Regions from separate parts of the Homo sapiens genome. Here region 1 is linked to region 2. Evidence: chromatin loops called from intact Hi-C (ENCODE). Cell type or tissue: IMR-90. All regions are shown on one strand. Links, peaks and the distances in the headings refer to the core of each region. The heading gives the core; the rest is flanking DNA.

Region 1 (11,214 bases), core at 4,841-8,840, 390 kb after region 2:
GGGGACAGTGTGCCTGGTGTGAGGAAGACGTAAGATCCCCAATTTGGAAAGCATGCCCCCCTCCCTTTTAGTAGAAGCCCATGGTTGCCCTTTGCCAAACTGGGGAGGAGGCAATGAGCCTTGGTGGAAGGAACCTCTCTGTTGATATTTAAAGAAGTGAGGGCTGTGGGTATTCATTGTTAGAAATGCCAATTTCACTTTGAAACCATAGTCCAAGTCTCTAGGTTGGTAGAAGGGAAAGGAAGGAAGTGGTCCCAGTGATTCTAGGTCTGGTTGGGAAACTTCTGCCTCATGACTCTGTCCTTTGAGTCCTTTGGACAGCAGCACAAAACATAACAATTTTTATTTTTAAACAGACCCATTCTTTTTGATCCCACAGGAGCTGTGGTTGGGTCGGCCGTAGCCCCGGGATGTGGTTTAAGTGGATTACTGCCTAGCTGAGCCAAAATGTTTGCTTGTACCTGTTGGACCACTACAGCAAACCGCTGCTTACAGTGCATTGTGTATTTCTGTAGTACTGTTTTGCATTTTCCATAGAGACAGAAAACTTTGCAAGTCAATCACTGTTGTTCCCATGGTACTGTAAGAAAAAAAAAAAGGAAAAAGAAAAAAAAAAAGAAAACCAGCCAATCATTGCGTGTACAGAGCTAAAAATTGTAATTAATAGAGCCTGTTGGGAAAAAAAAGAAAACAACTGTTGCCTTTTTTTCTTGTATAAAAGAGAATTTATGACAAAATTTAGCTGTGAGGAATGTGATACGTGTTTATATTTCTGAATATGGAACAAATTGATTCATGGGGATATATTTTAATGTAAACTAAATCAGGTATGTAAAGTTGTTTTAAAATGGGAGACTATATAAGTAATTCTCTAAAGCTTTAGTTGGTTTGAATATCATCATTTCCTCCATGGTGAGCCTGCTTGTGAATTATTAAGCACTTGTTTGCATTCTCTGTTCTTCACTCATTTATTTCTTGCAGTGTGCTATGGACTTAATGCTCTTTCTGTATTGATGAAAAGCAGTATGTGGGCCAATCTTTTTATAAAACACTATGCATATATAAATATTACATTGTTCATAGCTTTATTTGACTTATGGGTTTATACATAACATTAGAATGAGTAGCTGTAGTTGTGTGGACATTTATAAAACAAGTTCCTTTCCTGGAACAGACACAATATACATTCTGTAGCTAAAAAGGAGGGAAAAGTCTGTGAATGCTATTTTTATTATTAAAGTTTTCCATACAAAGCATACATTGAGCTGTAGTAAGGCTGAGGAAGAGTACAACTGAATAATGATGTTCTTTTTCATCAAGTTCCTAAGAGCTGACTTGGAGATTTTATTCCCAGGGCTCCACTGCTAGGATTCTTCTCACTAGTTCTAACAAAATCTGTGATGTTAAATGACTGATGCTCTCAATTGTGATCCAGAGTTTTAAATAAATGAAATCAAGGTGGATTTTGGGAATATATCCTGAAGTTAACATCTTGATGTCCTTCTTGTTGTAAGATGATATTTGGCAATTTAAAATCTATGTGCTACCCACCTGGGCTTGTCTCAATCCGTGGACTTTTTGGTGTGGCAGTTTCACCTGAATTCCACACATCAGATTTGTTTGGAAATATTGTACTGTACAGGGACTATGCATTATGCAGAAAGATATAGTTTTCTTTGAACTGCTGTAACCTTAAATTGGAAACTGATTCTTGTGAGCCTACTTTCCTTAATCCCGCCGCCCCCCTCCCCCACTTAATGTAAATGTCTTGATGAGAGATAATGGATGAGTATTTTGTATGATGAAATCAAACGATTTAGGAATTTGTCTCCCTCCGTTACACAGTTGATGCCTGAAAGAATGTTGGGGGGGAGGACTCAACACCCTAATTGTATTTTTTAAGTTTCTTTTGTGAAAGATTTTTTAATGCATTTTTACTGTAAAAATACATGGAAATGTATGCATTCCACAACCACTATTGCTTCTGGATTGATATCTTCCTTGTCTCTATGTTGTCTCAAATGTATCAGGGTCAAGTAATCAATTGAGGGCCCCTGACTCCAACTTGATGAAATGCCGTTGTGTTGAAAGAGCAGGATCTATGCCATTGCAATAGCATAGTGCCTTGCTACTCAAAGTGTGGTCTGTGGACCAGCTGCCTCATCATCACTGAGGAGCTTGTTAGAAATGCAGATTCTCAGCCCTACTCCAGACCTACTGAGTCAGAATGTACAGTTAATAAGATCCTCAGCTATGCCTTATGCACATGAAAGTTTAAACAGCACAGCACAGTATAGCACAGAACCCTGATAATAAAACAAATCCTGCCAAGCTAAGAGCTTCATCACTTCTGGTGTGATTCTTGGGCACATTCCTTAACCTCCTCTGAAGCCTCCATTTCCTCATCTGTAAAAGGACATACTTCACAGAGCTAAGAATAGATACACATCTTTGGCAATCAGAAGAGTCCTCAGTAAATGACACGAACTTTTTTTTTTTTTTTAATTGAGGAAGATTTCTGCGTGGCAATGAGTACTCTACTCTTTTTGTTGTCCTGGTTTATTTTCCAATCAAAATAAATGAAAAAAACTTTTTTTTTTTTTTTTTTTTTTTTTGAGACAGGGTCTCACTCTGACGCCCAGGCTGGAGTGCAGTGGCATGATCGCAGCTCACTGCAGCCTCAACCTCCCAGGTTCAAGTGATCCTCCCTGCTCAACCTCCCGAGTAACTGGGACTGGAGGGGCATGCCACCATGCCCAAATAATTTTTGGTATTTTTATAGAAATGGGGTTTTGCCCTTTTGCCCAGGCCGGTCACAAATGCCTGGGCTCAAGCAATCTGCCCAACTCAGCCTCCCAAAGTGCTGGGATTACAGGCATGAGCCACCGTGCCTGTAAGAAAAAATTATTTTCTCACTCTATTAAAATGGGGAAGAAGGCCTTTTAATTATGAATAGTATAGTACATACTATTCAACAAAATACTACACTTAACCATTGCTGAGGAATATGAAACCAAAATGCTGTGCTGTGAAAACTGAGACAAAGTCATCTCTAAGTCTAACTTCAGGAGGTAGATGTGTGTGGAATTAGATATACTCCCAAGTCACACTAGATACGAAAGTTAACCATTCTCAAGTGACCTAACGTTCGTGGGGGTGGATCAGGTAGTGTTGAATAACTTTCCAGTTTCCTTCACACAGTTTTTGGTTGTTCCTTTTTATGACTTAGTGTTTGGGGTTTTCCTCCAGAACCTAATCTCCTGGGCGTTCAAAAGGCATTTTGTTGAATAGTAGGCCTTCCTCCAACCCATCTCCTTTGCTGTATTTTGCTTTGTCACCAGGATGGTAATTATGAACTCTGCTCACTTCCCTAGTATCTCCTTTATAAAAGATGGCATCTCAAAGTGGTCCCTGGCTTAACCAACAGTTGAAGCTGTTTGTAAAGCCCTTATGTCATGCAAGTTCTTTGCCTGCCATAAACAGCCACACCAAATGTGCAGAGACTCAATTATGCCGTCAGGATTTTTCCAGCTGGGGGCAATCCGAGACCACCTTTGGTGGCCTGCATTAATCATAAAAGGAAAAGCCCTTTCAAGTTCCTCCAAGCGATTTCTCCTTTGAGGCAACACCATCAGCATCGTGGATGTTTAGCACAGTGAGATCCAAGTGCTTTGGCAATACAAATCATTAGAAGCTTATGTGAAGGGAAATGCCCTCTCCAACACAATGATTTAGGGTATTTTTTGCAGGAGTGGATCTTCTGTGAAAATTGTTTGACTACTCCCTCCCACCCCTAAGTGATGTCTTTATGCATTGTGGTCATTGTCAGAGGCAAGAGGAGTGTGGCTTTACTTCATTAGTGTAGTTATTAGGTGTCCAATGGATCCAAAGCACAAGATCTCTTTGCAAGTACATGGATTTAAGCAAAGTAGTGATAACTGTTGAATTATACAGTAAATACTCAAGTATTGCATGCGACTGCTACCCTTGACTGCATCACCTTTCCACCTAACTGAAAAGTCTTTATTGTCATGTCTCTGGAGGGAATAAAGGCATGGTCTTCACAGCTGAGAGCTCTAAACACCACTCCATTAAGTGCTGTACTTTATATTTATCCCTCAGAGAATAAATTCTCTTTGGTCTCATAAGATTGTGGAATTGAAGGGAAAATATCTCAGAAAGGCTGTTCATTCCTGCATGTGTAATAGGCAAGGCTTGCTACTCTATTTCTCATTTCCTCAACACATTTATTGAAGATCAGCTCTGTGCCAGGTACATGGTGGGGGCTAGAAATGCCTGGTTCCTGGTCTCAAGTGCTCGTAGTTGGTGGGGAGAAGACAAATGCTTGCAAACTGCATACCAAGCAGAAGCACGGGGTCCTCTGATAGCAACTAATAGGAAATTTAGCCAGATTGAAGAAGGTTATAATTCAAGTGAGGCCAGAAGGAAGAGGAAGCTAATCAGTGAAAGAAGGAACAAAGTGCAGGCTGAGCAAAGGCCCAAGTGCAAGGGAGTGTGGTCTAGAAGGGAAGGGTTGCATTGTGAAGGGAATAAGGGTTGTGCCAGGCTGGACTTGTTCCAGATTGTAGACTTCAGAATAACAGAAGACCACTGAAGAGTTTTAACAGGGCCTCCGGCGAGCTGTGTGTGTGTTCGGGGAGGGAGAGGTGACCAGCTCAGGTTTAAGTTTGAGAAAGATGGCCTCACAGCACCATGGGAGAGCGGACTTGGAGAGAGGTGGAAAGAATCCAGTTAGCCACCGGGGCTGTCCAGGGCAGCAATTGTTACCACGAAAACCCCTCCTGTACCATGCAGTTCTCAAAGTTCAGAAGTCCCCAAGCCCATGTTTACCTTCCTCTTACTAAAAGAGTTCATTTTATTTCCAACCTAAATCCTTCAGCTTCTCTTCCCTATACCTTAATTAATACGTGCAGAACACTTTGTACCCAATTTCTTCTGTTAGGTAAGGTCCATCATTTACTATTCTACTGGGTTTTCTACAGGTTTACAAATTCCCACCTTACTAGCCTTTTTTTTTTTTCCAGATCCTTGTTTCAAACCTAATCTTATTTTCATTTTTTTTAAGTTGACCACATCTTTCTCAAGTTACAGAAGCCTGTCTATGTATTATCCAGTCTTTGCTAGCCATTCCCCATGTTTGAGTGTGAAGAAAGAAACCACTCAATCCTATGATACCCCATTTTTAAAAGCAGTTTTTATTTACAAAACGAATTCATATTTACAATACGAATGCATATTTACAAATGCATATTTACAATAAAAGATTCAAGCATTTCAGGAAAGTATAAAAAGTGACATTCTTCCTTACACCTGTCAATCCCAATCCACAGAAATAACTGTTATTAGCAGCTTGATTCGTGACATTTCTAGTCTTTCTGTGTGTGTGTGTGTGTGTGTGTGTGTGTGTATAACTGTATGGGTATATGTGTACGTATATATAGTTTTTATGAAAAAATGGGCCATTAGCCCTTACTATGTTATGAACTGTTCCTTTACCTTACATATTGTGGGTATTTCTTCAAGTTAGGAGTATGTATGTATATATAGATATACACACACACATAAAAATAAAGCCTTTTATACGTCACTCATTCCCATTCTTTGTCCTTCTCTCTCCCCCACTCTTGGATTAGCTTCCTTACGGTTCTCTCTGCCTTTTCCCTGTGCCACCTACAGATTCCTCTCCCTGTAGCAGGCAGAGCTACTCTTTTAAAATGTCAAGTGAAAGGTCAAAGTCCTTAGAGTAGGCTCTGAGGTCCTCCGGGATGGGGTTGGCCCCTCTTTTCCACTCTGGCACACTCAGCCTTAGGGGCTTTGCTCTAGCTGGTCCCCTGCCTGGGACTGGTCTTTCCTCAGATATCCACGGCTGACTCCCTCCCTTTATTCAAATCCTCGCTCAATTGTCATTCTTCCAATGCATCCTACCCTGATCACCCTATTTAAAATTGCAAGTTGTGTCCCGTGTTCTACTCTTTTCCCCACTGCGGCACTCAACACCTTCTAACGTGGTGTGTAATCTATGTGCTTACTCATGGTCTATTTTTTTTTTTTTTTTGAGATGGAGTTTCACTCTTGTTGCCCAGGCTGGAGTGCAATGGCACGATCTCAGCTCACCGCAACCTCCGCCTCCCAGGTTCAAGGGATTCTTCTGCCTCAGCCTCCCGAGTAGCTGGGATTACAGGCATGCGCCACCATGCCAGGCTAATTTTGTATTTTTAGTAGAGTCGGGGTTTCTCCATGTTGGTCAGGCTGGTCTCAAACTCCCAACCTTAGGTGATCCGCCGGCCTCAGCCTCCCAAGGTGTCTATTGTTTATCACCTGTCTCCTTTATAATCAGGGCCAGCTTTGTGGAGATGCAAACTGTGCACTCACACAGGGCCTTGCACTTAGAAGGGCCCTTTGCTTGATTTAATGCTCTGCTCTCATGGTCTTGAATTTTCAGTAATTTTTGAATAAGGACCCCCACATTTTCAATTTGCACCAAGTCTTGCCAGTTACGTAGCTGGCCTCTTCTAGAATAAGTTTCTTCATTAAGTTTCATGAGGGCAAGAATCTTTGTCCTGAATCTGATGAATTCCAAGGTCCTGGAGTAGTGCCCAGGACATAGTTTGTATACTCAGTAAACAAAAGTATTGTGCTGTCTCTTCATAGCTGCATATTCTAAAGTTGACCACAATTTACTTAACCAATCCTCTATGGACACGCAATTGTTATTACAAAAACATGCTGCAGTGAAGAACTTTATACTTTAAAACCTGGTACCATTAAGTGGTTTGTTTAAATAGTTTTGAAGAGATAAATTGTGACTCCTAATCCTCCTTTTTTCTGGTGACACCGATGTTACTGAGAATTTGCATTCTTTTATTGGGAGCAGCTGTTTTTAGCAAAGTGCTTGCAGTCTGTGGGACCTTTTCCCATCAGATGAGAGTTACCAGGCTCAGCGGAGCCGCTGAACCAATGGTTCGTACCTTGGGTGCACATTGGAATCACCTGGGGAGCTTGAAAAGCGCTGATGCCTGGGCCCACTTCCAGAGATTCTGATGTGGTTGCTCTGGGTGTAGCCGGGGTTTATAAAAGGCCCCAGGTGATTTTAATAGAGAGCCATGCCCTTGTCCATCAGCTTTAACCCCATAGCCTGATGGGGATTGAATGTGTCTGCTTTGCTTTCTCTTTTCTTCATAAGGTGTCTATGCTTGCCTTTTTAAGGTTGCGATGATGCAGCAGCTCAAAGAAAAGATGGTGTGAGATTATTTTCCGAAAGTAAACTAAACAACCTTCCTACTTGCACAAAATTATTAGCCAAATATAAACATAATGGACATGTATATATCAATTGTGAATTCTGTTTTACATTCCTGTCACCACTGAATTTATTCACTAATAAGGACAGTTGTTCTCAAGAACAGGTCAGAAACACCATCATTTAATCAAGATTAAGCTATAGTATTTTTTCACTTAAATTCTTTTGAGAAATATTTTATGTTCTTATTTAAATAGAACATGTGGTATGTTAACAAGAGAATATTGAATAGTTGACAATCAGCAGTCATGAAGAGGGAAAATTATTTCTAGCAAGTTCTTGGTTTCCAAAGTATTTATGATGTCTCTGTCCCCATCTCTACCCACAAATAATTTTAGCAGGCAACTTTGGGGCTGAAAAATAATTGTGTTATGAGTGAATGAGTGGAGTGTGACATTCCTATGACCAAAATAACATACAAGCCTTAAAATTTAGGGGAAAAATACTCTTGGGAAAATGCTACTGACAAAAAGTGTCATTTACGTAGAAGCTCTAGTATTTATGTAAGCAACTCTAACACTGGTCCAGTCCAGTGACCCAGAAGGTACCATTGATATGACCAGCCCTAATTTGGGACCAAAGGAGAAATCAAGAGTACATTTGAGATAGTCACGAAATCTAGAACTAGACAGTATCTCTTTTATTGGCTGCAGAATGTGTCAAGACTAGTGAAAATGTCATCTATCTCTCCAACCCATCTATTTGACAGTCCTCCCTATAGCCACCCCCTCTAGGAGGAATTTTATGATTTAGATTTTCCACTTATCCCTGGGAAATTATACCTTAGCTGACCTTAACTCACTCCATTGTCTTCTAAAAATATAAATCAGGCCAAAGCAGTTTGTTAACAAATATGTACTGAGTATTATTTTCCAGGCTTGATGCTGGGCACTCAGCGTCAAACAAAAGCAATAAAACTTCAGCCTTCCTGAAGTTCAGAATCTGCCAGGAAAGACAGACATTGGATAATTGAGTTAAATTGTGGTAACAGCTATGGAGTGTATGTGGTGCCCTTGAGTGTCTGTAATTGGAGGACTTAATCTTGATAGAAGAAAAAAGGGAGGCAAGAAGGAAGAGCTCTTTCCAAGGAGGAAGCAAGACCTGAGCAAAGGCCTCATGGCCAAGGGTGTGTGTTTTATTCCAGGCATGGAGGGAAGGCCCATGAGACTAAAGATCTACCATAGCCATGGGGAGAAATAGAAGCAAGAAGTGAAATATGTCTGTGAGCCTTAGGGAGAAAAACTCACTGCCTATTCCCATAGAGGAAGAAAGGAGAGACAAAAAAAAAGCTATTTAGAGGGGACCAAATGACCCTCCCCATTGCTAAAATAAAAAGCAGTGAGAACAACCCACATTCAACATGTGGATCATCCTAAAACCTCTTAGAATTACCACAAACTATGTGAAAGGAAAATGATGTGCTCCTCTCCTTTTTAGAAAGAAGCAAAGATTTTATTTATTCTTCCTACCAGGGCCAACAATTGGGTTCCAGAGAACACATTTGGGCTGGGAGTACCTTTGTTTCCAGTTGCTTTCTTTTAACTGGTCTTATTGGAAACTTGTAACACGGGAACCATTTCCTGTAGCTAGATGTGCAAAATTGTTGTGCACTGTCACGGGCCCTGTGAAATCACCCCAGGAGTCTGGCTGATGATGTTTTCTCCCCTCAACTTATTTCAGTTTTATTTTTGAAATCTATTTCATGGGGGTTATTTTTGTTACTTTGGTGTATTTTGTCTGGATTGGTTTTTGTTTCACTCTTTATTTTTATTAAAAATGTATTCCCTCTCCCTTCCTGGATTCCATTAAAATGGATGAGAAATTCCACAGGCGCATGCCTGGATAATTAAAATGTCTCAATCCTTGTTCCTATTAATGAGCTTTATTTTGGATTTTGAGGAAACTGTTCTTTCTTCGTGCCCCTCCCCCACTATGTCATTGATGGTTACACTGAAACAGTGGGAAATGGTCTGGTCCATTTATAGAATTTAAACCAGAAAGAATGCCATATTCTCTATGATTTTATGCTACTTTCAGGAGGGGCCTGATGTGGGTGTCACCAAGAACATGATTCAGGCTTTGAGAAGACTAAGAAGAGCAGTTGAGACCAAAAAAACAAAAAAACCCAAAACAGAAAAACCCTTAATATTTTGTTTTACGATGCAAGTAATGCATACTACGTTAGTTTGGTTTTTTAAAAAAGTCCAAATAGTGTAAGATAAAAACTCTTAACCACTCCCTTCCTCAATTCCAGTCTCTTCCCAGAGCTAACCACTGTTGCCATATTGGAACGCTCCTTCCAGACATGTCAGGATATCTGCTAATGCACAAAAGCATATGTGTGTGTGTGTGTGTGTGTATGTTTTTTGTCTGTGGGGTTCTAAAATTACAAGTGCATAATAATGTACCTATTGTTCAGTGGTGTTATTTTCTCCCACTTAATTCATCTTTTGAATCTATGCCTTTTTTTTTTAACTGCTAAATTGTACAGTCATCCCTTGGTCTCCATGGGGGACTGGTTCCAGGACCCTCTGCAGATACTAAAATCTAAAGATGCTCAAGTCCCTGATACAAAATGGTGTAGTATTTGCATATAACCTACATCCTCCCATATACCTTAAATCATCTCTAAATTACTTATAATACCTAATACAATATAAGTGCTATGTAAATAGTTATACTGTATTATTTAGGGAATAATGGCAAGAAAAAGGTCTGCACATGTTCAGTAGACAATTTTTTTTCTCAAATATTTTTGATCCACGATTGGTCGAATCTGCAGATATGGAGGGTCACCTGTGTTCTATAGCATATTAGTCAGCTAGGGCTTCCATACCAGAATACCACAAACTGTGTGGCTTCAACAACAGAAATGGATTTTCTCAGAGTTCTGGAGGCTGCAGGTCCAAGATCAAGGTGTTGGCAGGGTTGGTTTCTGGTGAGGGCCCACTTGCTGAATTGCAGGTGGGCACCTTCTCACTATGTCCTTAGGTGGCCTTTTCCCTTTGTGCGTACCCCTGGGGTCTCTTCCTCTTCTTATAAAGACACCAGTCTTATCACATTGTGGCCCCACCCGTATGACCTCACTTAACCTTAACTGCCTCCTTTAAAGGCCCTATCTCCAAATACAGTCACATTGGGGATTAGAGTTGCAACATATGAATTTTGGGGGTAATTTAGTACATAGCAGATGTATGTATCTCCTATACTTTAATACTTTGTACTTTGTCTGCCATGGGATAAATTCCTTTACATTTTTTCTTAAAAAGCTTAATATAGTATGATTTTGCCTCCTTGGTCTAAAAGTGATTAAGATTTCCTTTACCTCTGAGGGTAGGGGGAGGCAAGAGAGGAAATGGAGATGGGAAGGGATGCGGGGGGAAGGGATTGATTATTTTTAAGGCTGATATCCAATTACTCATTCTCAATAGCCCGCAGGGTTTTCAGCTGCTTCTCTGCCTGCTAAGCTACAAAGTGGGAGAATTTGGCATTTGAGGATGCAAAGTTGGAGGAGGCAGGCAAGGCCAGAAATGTCCTGTGTGGGATGCAAGCCTTCCTTGAAAATTAGCATTGCCAGTGGGAAGCCTGGGAGGATTTAAAAAGTTCTGGGCCCCAGGCAGACACCTCCAGCTCTCTTTCCAGTCGCTATGCAGACTGAGTTGTCTGGGTGAGTAGCACCCAGTTACCAAAATTCAGCATTTACCATTTTGTGCATCTTTAAGGACCCTCTGTGCTGGCTCACCCACGTCCCCTCATGTCATGGGAAAATCTGAAATTCTTTGTTCATTTGGATCAGAGTAATGGCTCAGGGAAGACAAAAACATTTTTTTTTTAAATCTACAGGGGCTCTCTGGATATGTGCAATACTGGAGAGAAATACTCTGACCTCTTGT
Region 2 (11,214 bases), core at 3,111-7,110:
ATTTATCTCTGATGTTACTGTTGTAATTTCAGGGTGCCACAAACTATACCCATATAAGATGGCAAACTTAATAAGTGTTGTGTGTGTTCTGACTGCTCCACGGATCCCCCTTTCCCATGTCTCTCTCCCTCTCCTGGGGCCTCCCTATTCCGTGAGCCACAACAGTATTGAAATTAAGTCAATTAATACCCTGCAATGGACTCTTTAAGTGTTTGAGAGAAAGGAAGAGTCACACATCTCTCACTTTAAATCAAAAGCTAGAGATGATTAAGCTGAATGAGGAAGGCATGTGGAAAGCTGAGAGCGGCTGAAAGCTAGGCCTCTTGAACCAAACAGTTAACTAAGTTGTGAATGCAAAGGGAAGAGTTCTGGCGGCAAATTAAAAGGGCTATTCCAGTAAGCACACGAATGGCAAGAAAGTGCAACATCCTTATTGCTAATGTGGAGAAAGTTGGTCTGGATAGAAGATTAAACCAGGTACAACATTTCCTTAAGCCAAAGCCTGATCCAGAGCAAGGCCCTAACTCCCCAGTTCTGTGAATGAAGGCTGAGAGGTGAGGAAGCTGCAGAAGAAAAGTTTGAAGCTGGCCTATAAGTTGGTTCATGAAGTTTAAGGAAAGAAGCTGTTTTTATAACATAAAAGTGCAAGATGCAGCAGCAAGTACTATTGTAGAAGCTACAGCAAGGTATGCAGGAGATCAAGCTAAGATAATTGATGAATGTGGCTATACTAAACAACAGATTTTCAGTGCGGATGAAACAGCCTTCTATTGGAAGAATATGTTGTCCAGGACTTTCCTAGCTAGAGAGGAGAAGTCAATGCCTGGCTTCAAAACTTCAAAGGACAGACTCAGTCTCTTGTTAGGTGGTAACGTAGCTGGTGACTTGAAGTTGAAGCCAATGCTCATTGACTATTCTGAAGATTCTAGGGCCTTAAAGAGGGTGCTAAATCTACTCTGCCTGTGCTCTATATATGGAATAACAAAGCCTGAATGATAGCACATCTGCTTATAGCATGTTTTACTGAATATTTTAAGCCCTTGTTGAGACCTACTTCCTCAGAAGAAAAAAGATTCCTTTCAATGTATTGTTACTGCTACTCATCGACAAGGCACCTGGTCACCCAAGAGCTCTGATGGAGATGTACATGGAGATGAATGTTGTTTTCGTGCCTGTTAACACAGCATCCCTTCTGCAGCCCATGGATCAAGGAGTCACTTAAACTTTCAAGTCTTATTATTTAAGAAATACATTTTGTAAAGCTATAGCTGCCGTAGATAGTGATTCTTCTATGGATCTGGTCAAAGTAAGTTGAAAATCTTCTGGAAACAATTTACCATTCTAGAGGCCATTAAGAACATTTGTGGCTGGGTGTGATGGCTCAAGCTTATAATCCCAGTGCTTGGGGAGGCTAAGGTTGGAGGATCACTTGAGGCCAGGAGTTTCAGTGCAGCCTGGCAATACAATGAGACCACATCTCCACAAAAAAATTTTTTTTTTAAATTGGCTTGGGGTGGTGGCCCATGCCTATAGTCCTAGCAACTCAGGAGGCTGAGGCAGGAGGATGGCAAAAGTTTAAATATAACTTTTATATGTGCTGGAAAACCAAAAAATTTATGTGACCTGCTTTATTGCAATATTCACTTTATGGCGGTCATCAGGAACCGAACCCACAGTATCTGTGAGCTATGCCTGTATAAGTATTCTCTGAGGATATTGATGGGATGAGTGCCACTGTCAGTGCAAACCTGTTGTGATTTAAACACTTTGCTCCTGCAGTGAGATGTGGCCTAAAGCCATTAGCACAAAGAGGAAGGAAAACTGGAGGGCTTTGAAAGCACTAGTTGCCTACAGTGAGTTTTTATTTTCAAGTTAGAATATTGTAAGGGAATGTGGAATCTGATTTTAGGAGTCCTAATGAGGCAGGTTTAATGCGCTAATGGCGTGTGTGTGTGTGGAGAGAGGTGTGTGTGTGTTGTTTTCGGTAATTGGTTAAGTGAAACTTCAGGCTTCCATCTTCACCCCTTCCAACCCATTTGCCATATGTGGGTAGAGTAATGTTGATAAAGTAGAATTTAGTGATCTCACTTCCTCATTTAAAATCTTTCATTGGTTGTAATTTGACGTGATTAGCCTGGACCTTTGTGGTTTGACCCCAGCCACCTACCCATGTAAAATCTTTATTTTCTGCCTCTTGGAAGTATTGGAAAACCGGGCACCATATGGCAGCCAGTGATTGTGAGTGAGCTACCACCTGCCATGCTCCCACAATGCTCTCTCCTTTCCTGTATTGGAACAATGTTACATTATTGTCTTATTTCCTGTTGTATCCCCAGTATTTAGCACATTGCTGGATTCTAACTCAGGGCATACCTGGTGAATAAATTAATTAGTTCCAAACATTGACTTGTTCTTTACTGGAAGAAGTTGCTTTTATTCATTAAATTTAAGGCTGATTTATTCATCCATCCATCTGTCCATCCATCCACCCGTCCGTCCATCTGTCCATCCATCCATTCATTTTAAAAGTCTTGATGCGCTGGGCGCAGTGGCTTACGCCTGTAATCCCAGCACTTTGGGAGGCTGAGGCAGGTGGATCACGAGGTCAGGAGATTGAGACCATCCTGGCTATAACACGGTGAAACCCCGTCTCTACTAAAAATACAAAAAATTAGCCAGGCGTGGTGGCGGTGCCTGTAGTCCCAGCTACTCAGGAGGCTGAGGCAGGAGAATGGTGTGAACCCAGGAGGTGGAGCTTGTAGTGAGCCGAGATCGCGCCACTGCACTCCAGCCTAGGGACAGAGCGAGACTCCGTCTCAAAAAGAAAAAAAAAAAAAAGTCTTGATGCAAGTGTGACAGTATTAACAATCAGTTCTGGCTGGTGGGCACAAAGGTGTTTGTGGTATTCTAGGAATGAAGTTGCCTTTGAAATTAATAGTGAGATGGTTAATTTTGTGTGTCATCTTGACTGGGTTAAGAGATTCCCAGGTAGCTGGTAAAACATTATTTCTGGGTGTATCTGTAAGAGTGTTTCTGGAAGAGGTTTGCATTTGAATCAATAAACTGAGTAAAGAAGATCTGCCATCACCAATGTGGATGGGCATCATCCAGTCCTTTGCTGGCCTGGATAGAACACAAATATGGAGGAAGGGCGAACTTGTTCTCTCTTCTTGAGCTGGGACACCCATCTTCTCCTGCCCTTGGACATTGGAGCTCTTGGTTTCTGGGTCTTCGGTCTCTGGAGGATTTATACCAGTGCTGCCCTTACCCACCCCAGGTTCTCAAGCCTTCTGGCTTGGATTGGGAGTTTATACCATCATGGATTGAAATATACCACCAGTTTTCTTGGTTCTTTAGCTTGCAGACAGCATATTGTGGGACTCCTTGGCCAATTCACATGAGCCAGTCATGTGAGCCAATTCCTATAAATAAACTTCTTCTTATATATCTGTATATATATGTCCTATTGGTTCTGTTTCTCTGGAGAGCCCTGACTAATACAAATAGCATTCTTTTAAAAGGAGTCTCTGTTCTTGTCACCTGGAACTCCATTGATCTAAAAGTCACCACTGGAAGATCCCACATAGATGAAGCTGCTACTTTTGCTGGGAACTTTTCTTACAGGTTGGAAATAGAATGATAGAAATCAAAGTGCTCTTTTGGCAAGACCCATAGAAAACCATAAGAGAATTGAATGATGGTAACAGAGAATGAACCTTCGGCTCTCTGAATTCACTTTCAAAAATATCAGTGTTACTTCTGAAAATTCTGCGTCTGGGAGATTTAATTGTTGGAGTGTCTCAGGCAAGAGCAGTGTCTTTAGAGATGAAGATGTGGGTTCAGATTGCTGCTCGGGCACTCACTGGGAGTAGAACTTTGATCAGGCTATCTAATCTCCATGGGCCTCTATGAAATCTGACTGTGGAGGTAAGAATGGTCCTCACAGAGGCTTCAGTTATTGACATGGTGCCTGTAAAGTGCTTGATAACCTGGCACATTCTAAGCATTTAATGAGCGGCAGCGGACATCAATGTTAATATATGTGTATTGGCAAGTCAAATTTTTTTTGTTGTAAGTGAAACTTAGCAGAGGGAGAATCTTTAACTGTGGAGCCTCCTTGGTCAGCACATGTTGCTTTTCTTTTTGTCTTCAGTAGGTTGTTGATAATAATGATAACTGAGGTGCTGCTGTGGGGCCTGGGGGTTGCATTTTTATACTAGCTCAAGGATCATTCACTGGGTTGGACGGATCCCTAGCAAGAGCCGTGAATACCAAATTCAGTGCTGTCTGACCATCTGTGGAGGCTTCAGATTGCCCTGGATCTGTTGACAATATTACATGATAGATCAACTTAATGGAATCTCGCTGATCTCACTCATCTTATTGGTTCTTATGTAGGTCTCACCATCTTGCATAACCTTAGGAATCACCTCCAATATTTATATTTTCTGTTGATCTCCTGTACACACACACACACACACACACGTGCAGACACACTTTTAAAAACAGGCTTTATCCACTTTTAAAATGAGAACCCCCCCAAAAATCCTTAACTTCTGTTTCCATTTGTCTATTATTAGAACACTTGCAGACAGCAATCTATAAAGTGAAATTTTAAAGCAGTCTACATGGCTCTTATTCATTCATTTTCAAGAAAAAAATTAAATGCTAGGAATACAGCATGATTCCAATATGTATTTGATGAAACATCTTCAGAGGTTAAATGACATTCATAGATATTTAAATTTAGCTTTGTGTTTCAGGAGTAATTTATTATTAAATAATAAGGGTCTTTTGCCAGATTCTCAAGTAACTCAATTGTATGCATAGGTATATACTTTCTTTTTTAATAGAGAGAAGCTTTTATGTGAATTGTAATGATCTATAGGATAATTTTAGGATTTGTCTTCCTTCCCCCTCCCCTCCCCTCCGCTCTCTTCCTCCCTTCTCCTCCCCTCACCTCCCATCTCTTCACCTCCCCTCCCCCCACCATTTCCTTCTCTGTCCTCCCCTCCTGCTGTTTATCTAGATGTGACACTGGATTTAGCTTCCCTGGAAATTTATAATAAATCCATACACACATTCAAGAGGACTCGCTTATTGTTAGATTTTAACAACTCTGCTTCCTTCAGGAATCTTCAGCAGTCATATATTTGTGTTGGAAACAGTCACTAAAGAGTTTTCAATGCTGTTGAAATAGAGATTTGACTAATGATAATGAAGGTTATGTAGACAAGACAGTTTCTCTCTCTCCCTCTCTCTCTCTCTCTCCCTCTCTCTCTTTCTTTCTCTCTTTCTCTCTCTCCCCCTCTCTCTTTCTCTCTTTCTTTCTCTCTCTTCCTCTTTCTCTCTTTCTTTCTCTTCTTTCTTTTTTTTTTTTTCTTGACAGGGTCTCACTCTGTTGCCCAGGCTAAAGTGCTGTGGCATGATCACGGCTCACTGCTGCCTCGACCTCCTGGGCTCAAGAGATCCTCCTGCCTCAGTCTCCAAAGTAGCTAGGGCTACAGGCAAGTGCCACCATACCTGGCCAAGTCTTTAAATTTTTGTAGAGGCAGGGTCTCCCTGTGTTGCTCAGGGTGCTCGAACTCCTGGGATCAAGCCTTCCTCCCACCTCCTGCCTCAGCCTCCCAAGGTGCTGAGATTACAGGTGTGAGTCACTGCACCCAGTCAAGATAATGTTTTTAACCTGCAAATGAAAAATGAGTTGGCATCCTCATCTGCTATATCTGTTCTCCAAACCCTGTCAGCCATGGGAAAAATCGACTGAGACGATGTTCTTCTTTTTGAGAAAGATAAATGGACCTCAGAAAGGGACATTATAGTGATAGGAGGAGTAGATTGGATTTTAAATCAGACCCAAGATGGAGAAAAGTAACACTCAGAATTAGAGCAGGAATTTCGGTGTTAAACAGCAAACCTGCATTGCCCTTCCCTGGGAGTGGATTAACAACAGCTGTAGTGACATGGCCTCCTACAAACATGTGAAGGTGGTTTCATTGCTTCCATTCCCTTCTTGGAAGTGTCCATCTGACTATCTTCTGTGCTTCTGGACTGAGCAGGCAAGGAAGAAATATCCTAGATGGTTGCAGTGATTTATTTATGCCTTAATATGCCATATAATATAGCCACTTTGTTTCAAGATTAAGATCAAACATCCAAGGAAGGGACTGGCTGAAGATTTAAACGGTCTTCAAATTACCACATCTGCTACATCTGTCCCTATAAACCAGATGGTTTTTTGATAGGATGACTCTCATTGTGTGAGAGATGGATGAGGTTTCCTTCTCTGGTTTTTCTCTTGGATTGCAGTTGCCACTGACAGATAATCTTAGAGCAGAAATGTCTGCTCTGATGGGCTAAATCTTCAAGATATTTCATTATTTGTTTTTCTTATTACAGTGTTTTGAGGTCAAACATTCTAAAATATAGAGATTTTTACATACAATTAATTTTCTGGCTTTTCATTTAAAAACACAAAACACAGCTGGGCACGGTGGCTCACGCCTGTAATCCCAGCACTTTGGGAGGCTGAGGTGGGCGGATCACCTGAGGTCAGGAGTTCGAGACTAGCCTGGCTAACATGGTGAAATCCCATTTCTACTAAAAATACAAAAAATTAGCGGGGCGTGGTGGCAGGTGCCTGTGATCCCAGCTACTCGGGAGGCTGAGGCAGGAGAATTGCTTGAACCCAGGAGGCGGAGGTTGCAGTGAGCCAAGATCGCGCCATTGCACTCATTGCACTCCAGCTTGGGAGCAAAACTCCATCTCAAAAAAAACAAACAAAAACAAAAAACCCACAACAATGACAGAAAAAACAAGTGATCTTGGAACCCTGAGTCCAGACAATCAGCAAGAACTTAATAGATTCTTACCCCATTAATGGGGCAGGAGATTCCCCAGTTTGCCACAGTCCTCATCATTCCCTGATATTTTACACCTAGTTCATTTTTCTCATTTGAGTTTCTCATCAATGAATTCAAGAATCAGAGTCATAGTTTTTTTGCCAGACCTTAAAGATACTTCTTAGCATATAGTTTAATGCTTTGAGTTAGTACAAACTCCAGGAAGTGGATCAGACTTGGGGAATGAGGGAAGATATGCATAACTTTTGCTTAATTGTGATGTATAATCTGTAGCAGGATTTTTGCATAATTTTGTTATGATAGTTGATACTAAAAACAGAAGTCTCAAAAGAGTTTTGTATATTATATTGAAGGAATCCTCATTCTATTCAACTTCACATTCTTGTTTTCTAGGTAAGTGCCGCGCTGTGATTAGCAGTCTTTCTTCTTTACTGTTGTAATGCTGATATCCTCTAGAGGGTAGCAGAGAGCAGCTTGATGTTAGAGAGTCTGGGGAAGGATGCTGGTGGTTTGAAATGATTCAGAAACCGTTTCTTTCCCTTTCTCGCACAGCTAATCCTGGGAGCTCTTGGAAAGTGTGGCAGGAAGGATGAGGTTGTACTCTTCACTAGTTACTGCTTATCAGTATCCCCAAGGATCAGTCTAATGAGAAGTGGGTTTGTGTACAAAGTCTTTGCAAGTTTTCATGTCTTGTAAATGAGAGTAGCCAAATCTGGCTTGTCTGTGTGTTTTACCTAAGTGCAGAGCACCTGGACTGCAATCCTAGCACACAGACATTGAAAAGAGGCAGGAACTTTTCTTCTCTAGATTCTGTTATCTCTCTGAGGTTGGTGCCCTCTTCTTTATGCAGAGACTGAATTCGTTTTATTTCTGAACAGTTCAGCAGGGGCTAATTTGCTAAATTGATACGTGAATGTTTTCTACCAAGAAGCTATATAATTTAAAGGGGAAAAATATTCATAATACTTAAAATAGAATTGTTTAATTGCGACATTTCAGTATCCCAGTATTATATCAGAACCACAAGTAATCAACTCTGACAATATTGTACACAACAGTTTCTAAAATTTAGACCCTCATTCTTTCCTGTGCTTGTAAACTTAGCAAGAATGGAGATTACACCTTATATTCCAATTCTGGCTACTATCCACATTTAACATTCTTCTTAGTATCAGTCTTCGAATCCTGGGGATAAATAAGCACAGCTTGCTTTTAGGCTGAATTTTCAGAGCGCCATTTATTATTTAAAGCACTAAAAATGCCTGATTTATGCATGATAATGTAAATTTCTTTCTTTCTTTTTTTTTTTTTTTTTAAATTTTTTGAGACAGAGTCTCACTCTGTCACCCAGGCTGGAGTGCAGTGGTACAATCACAGCTCACTGCAGCCTCGACTTCCCAGGCTCAAGTGAATCTCCCACCTCAGCCGCCCCAGTAGCTGGGACTACAGGCATGCACCACCATGCTCAGCTAATTTTTTTTTTTTTTTTTAAGAGATAGGGCTTCACTGTGTTGCCCAGGCTGGTCTTGAACTTCTGGACTCAAGTAATCCACCCACCTCAGCCTCCCAAAGTGCTGGAATTATAGGTGTGAGCCATCATGCCTGGTCATAGATTTCCTTAAATGCTGTTAGAATTCTATTTAACCCGACTGGAGCCAAGTTTTAAGGTGGACTGTGTGATGGTGTTTTTAGCCATAGCACGAAAATTCCTTTTATGTATGTCTGACATGGCAAACAAACATTCCCATATTTGCTCCAAAGCTATTACATTCTGAAGACAGGGTTTCTCTCTTGAGAGTATTTGTAAGTTCAGCCTTTTACTTATATACCAGTCATTAAATCATGGGGTATGGGTTATATGTTTTAAATGGACATTTTGATCACCCTTCAGGGAAACTGGAAGAAATGCCCTGTTGCACGGTGGTTACCTTTTGAGTTATCCAGTAACTAAATTTGGGGGCTAGAAGATGCCTCTAGAGGTAACTTGATTCATTGTGATTCTTTTCATTGAATTTGGCAAAACTACAATGGAGGTAACCATTTCACTTATTAAAAAGAAAAAAAAAAACAAAAACCCCGGGGGGGTGGGGAGAGTTAGACAATAACAGATTCTGTTCTACAGCTCTGACAACACTTCAGCCTCTCACAATATTTTGCTGTAGAGAAAACAAAAATGAACTATTACTTTTTTCTTTTAGTGACCATTTATTCATTTGTTTATCCGTAGATCTTTCCATTCTAGGAAACATTTGTGGGTTACAGTGCTGTCCTTATCTCCTCAGTAGCATCTCTCCCTGTTCCCGCTAACTGACCCCTGATTTTGTGTCTAGTCAGCACAATTACTTGATCTCAGGCAAAGCAGGCCTGTCCCAGGTCATACGTCGTGAATCACAGTTGGTCTAAGCCAGTCTCGTCAGTCCATTCTGCCACACCAGTGACTGGTCTAGAGTTGTATATGCGACCCAGCTCTGGCCAATGAGACGTGAGGGGAAGTAGAAGAGATTCCCTTCCTTAGTAAAGATGATGGATACTCATGAAGATAGTCATTTCGCCCCTGTCTCCTGCTTCCTGCTTTAAATGAGGATATGTTGCTTGGAAAGGTAGTAGCATCTTGTGAAAATGAGGTGACAGGCTTGGGGAAGAAAATTCACATGCTGAGAATGGTGGAAGCCATTTTTTTTTATAGCATTGTTGAAGAGCTGAAGCAACCCCAGGGATCACTTCCAGATTTTGTGAGATAAATAAGCCACTAACTGTTTAAGCTACTCTTAATGCAAAGATTCTCTTATTTGCAGCCAAAAGCATTCCTAACTGATAAACCACCTAAAAGGCAAATGATGTAATGGAGATATTCACCAATTCCACAGCAGTATATTTTGTCTCAATCTGCTCTTCATAAATATTTTCTTTTGGCCTGGAAAGAAAGACAGATGCTGAGAAATGTAATTAGACTCTTGGTATGTGTGGCCAAATTTTAATTTCTAATTGAACATGAGGCCCCAAAATGTTTAGTCACAGAAAGAAAGTAATACAGCATCTCTTATTCAATCAAGTCATTCTGAACTACTTATATAACCAAAGGTCAGTGGTAGCAGGATTGTATTACATGGTGATTTTAATGTTCTGCCTTTTGTTGCTAACGGCTTGTTTTAAAATCTAGTTCAGTTTCCTGCTTAGATTGCAGTGCTGTATTTGCAGTAGACAAATTCAGAGATTCTCTTGGGAGACTCTGGTTATGGCTGGATTCCCAGAACAGCTGAAAAGGTCAGGAAGTAGAGTTCACTTTTCATTAGCGATGGGGAGCTTCAAAGATGGGTTCCAGGGTCAGCAAACACACATTTGCTCAAGGAATTTGGCCTTGCTGGGTAGTGGTTGTAATGTTTAGTAAAGCAGGATTGGCAGTGGCTCTTCCCTGAGTTAGATTCAGTGTTGTTTCTAAACCTTTGGCTGGAAGTTAGTCCACTTAGACATTCAGATAAAACCAAATCTTAAATGACTGTATAAAATATATATGTTTTATGTTTTATATTGTCTACTGTGCATAGTATTATACCCAAAATGCTCATACATAGTGATTTCATGTGATTTTAGCCAACCTCAAACTTTGATCCTAACTGTATTGTTAGCTGAAGTCATTGAGAACTTTCAGCCAGGAAATATTTTTAAATGAATATAGTTTGTTTACCAATGTAGGTGCAGGCAACCTCAACGTATGCTTACATAATGTAATAGAGATTTTGGAGTGACCTGCTGTCAGGAATAGATAAGCAGTTTATAATTAGTGTGTTGGTCCTATATGAATATACTTGTAGATGGCTTGTTTTCTTCAGAGTGAATATCATCCCCCCCCCCCCCCCCGTTCCATTTTTTGTTAACTGCTAATTTGTAGGACAGATTTGTTTTTATTGGATAATGCAGAACACAGATTCAGACCATGCCAGGTCCAAATTTTTGCAAAACTTGATTTAATCAGATCAAAATTAGTCAGGTTTTACTGCATGTCATTCCTATTTAATCTCAAGAGTTATTAAACACAGTAAATGATCATTTTGTGAGGAGATGTCATATGAGTATTGATTAGGAATCACAGTAAAGCCTTACTATTTTAAAAAACAATTGGCTTCATTACACACTCAAGTTCTACTAGAGGAATAGTGCTTATGCAGTTAAAAAAGTTTTATCCCCAAGTTCCTTTAAGATTTTTTAAAAAAAGTGTTAAGAATAGTGGTGTCCTAGACAAAATAATTTTTTAAAAAATACGGTTTTTTCTTTGCATCATTTCTTTGGGACAGTTGTTTCTCTTCTGACAATACTGTTTGAAGGGTAAAAGTTCAGCTGTGCCACAGAACAC

The links. A loop is a pair of places that touch in the nucleus more often than their neighbours do. Peaks named below come from ENCODE experiments on the same cell type or tissue, not always from the same donor. Only the 100,000 strongest peaks of a DNase experiment are listed, where the experiment ranks them.
Region 1: it touches region 2 in a loop (9-fold over the local background); 17 of 110 quality-filtered maps call a loop at or near these places.

Annotation. Positions count from the first base shown.
Region 1 is chr3:65,344,287-65,355,500 of GRCh38, reverse strand. It overlaps MAGI1 (membrane associated guanylate kinase, WW and PDZ domain containing 1), which reads left to right. Exons shown (of 23, transcript NM_001033057.2): 23 at 1-1,975. Among named protein-coding and RNA genes, the nearest start is that of LINC02040, 170 kb to the right of the region's middle. In IMR-90, for the core only: no CTCF peak of the experiment used is centred there; a DNase peak (open chromatin) is centred at 6,670.
Region 2 is chr3:65,728,628-65,739,841 of GRCh38, reverse strand. All of the region lies in intron 1 of MAGI1 (membrane associated guanylate kinase, WW and PDZ domain containing 1), which reads left to right. LOC107986018 (a long non-coding RNA gene) reads left to right here. Exons shown (of 2, transcript XR_001740441.2): 2 at 1-11,214. Among named protein-coding and RNA genes, the nearest start is that of MAGI1-AS1, 160 kb to the left of the region's middle. In IMR-90, for the core only: no CTCF peak of the experiment used is centred there; no DNase peak of the experiment used is centred there.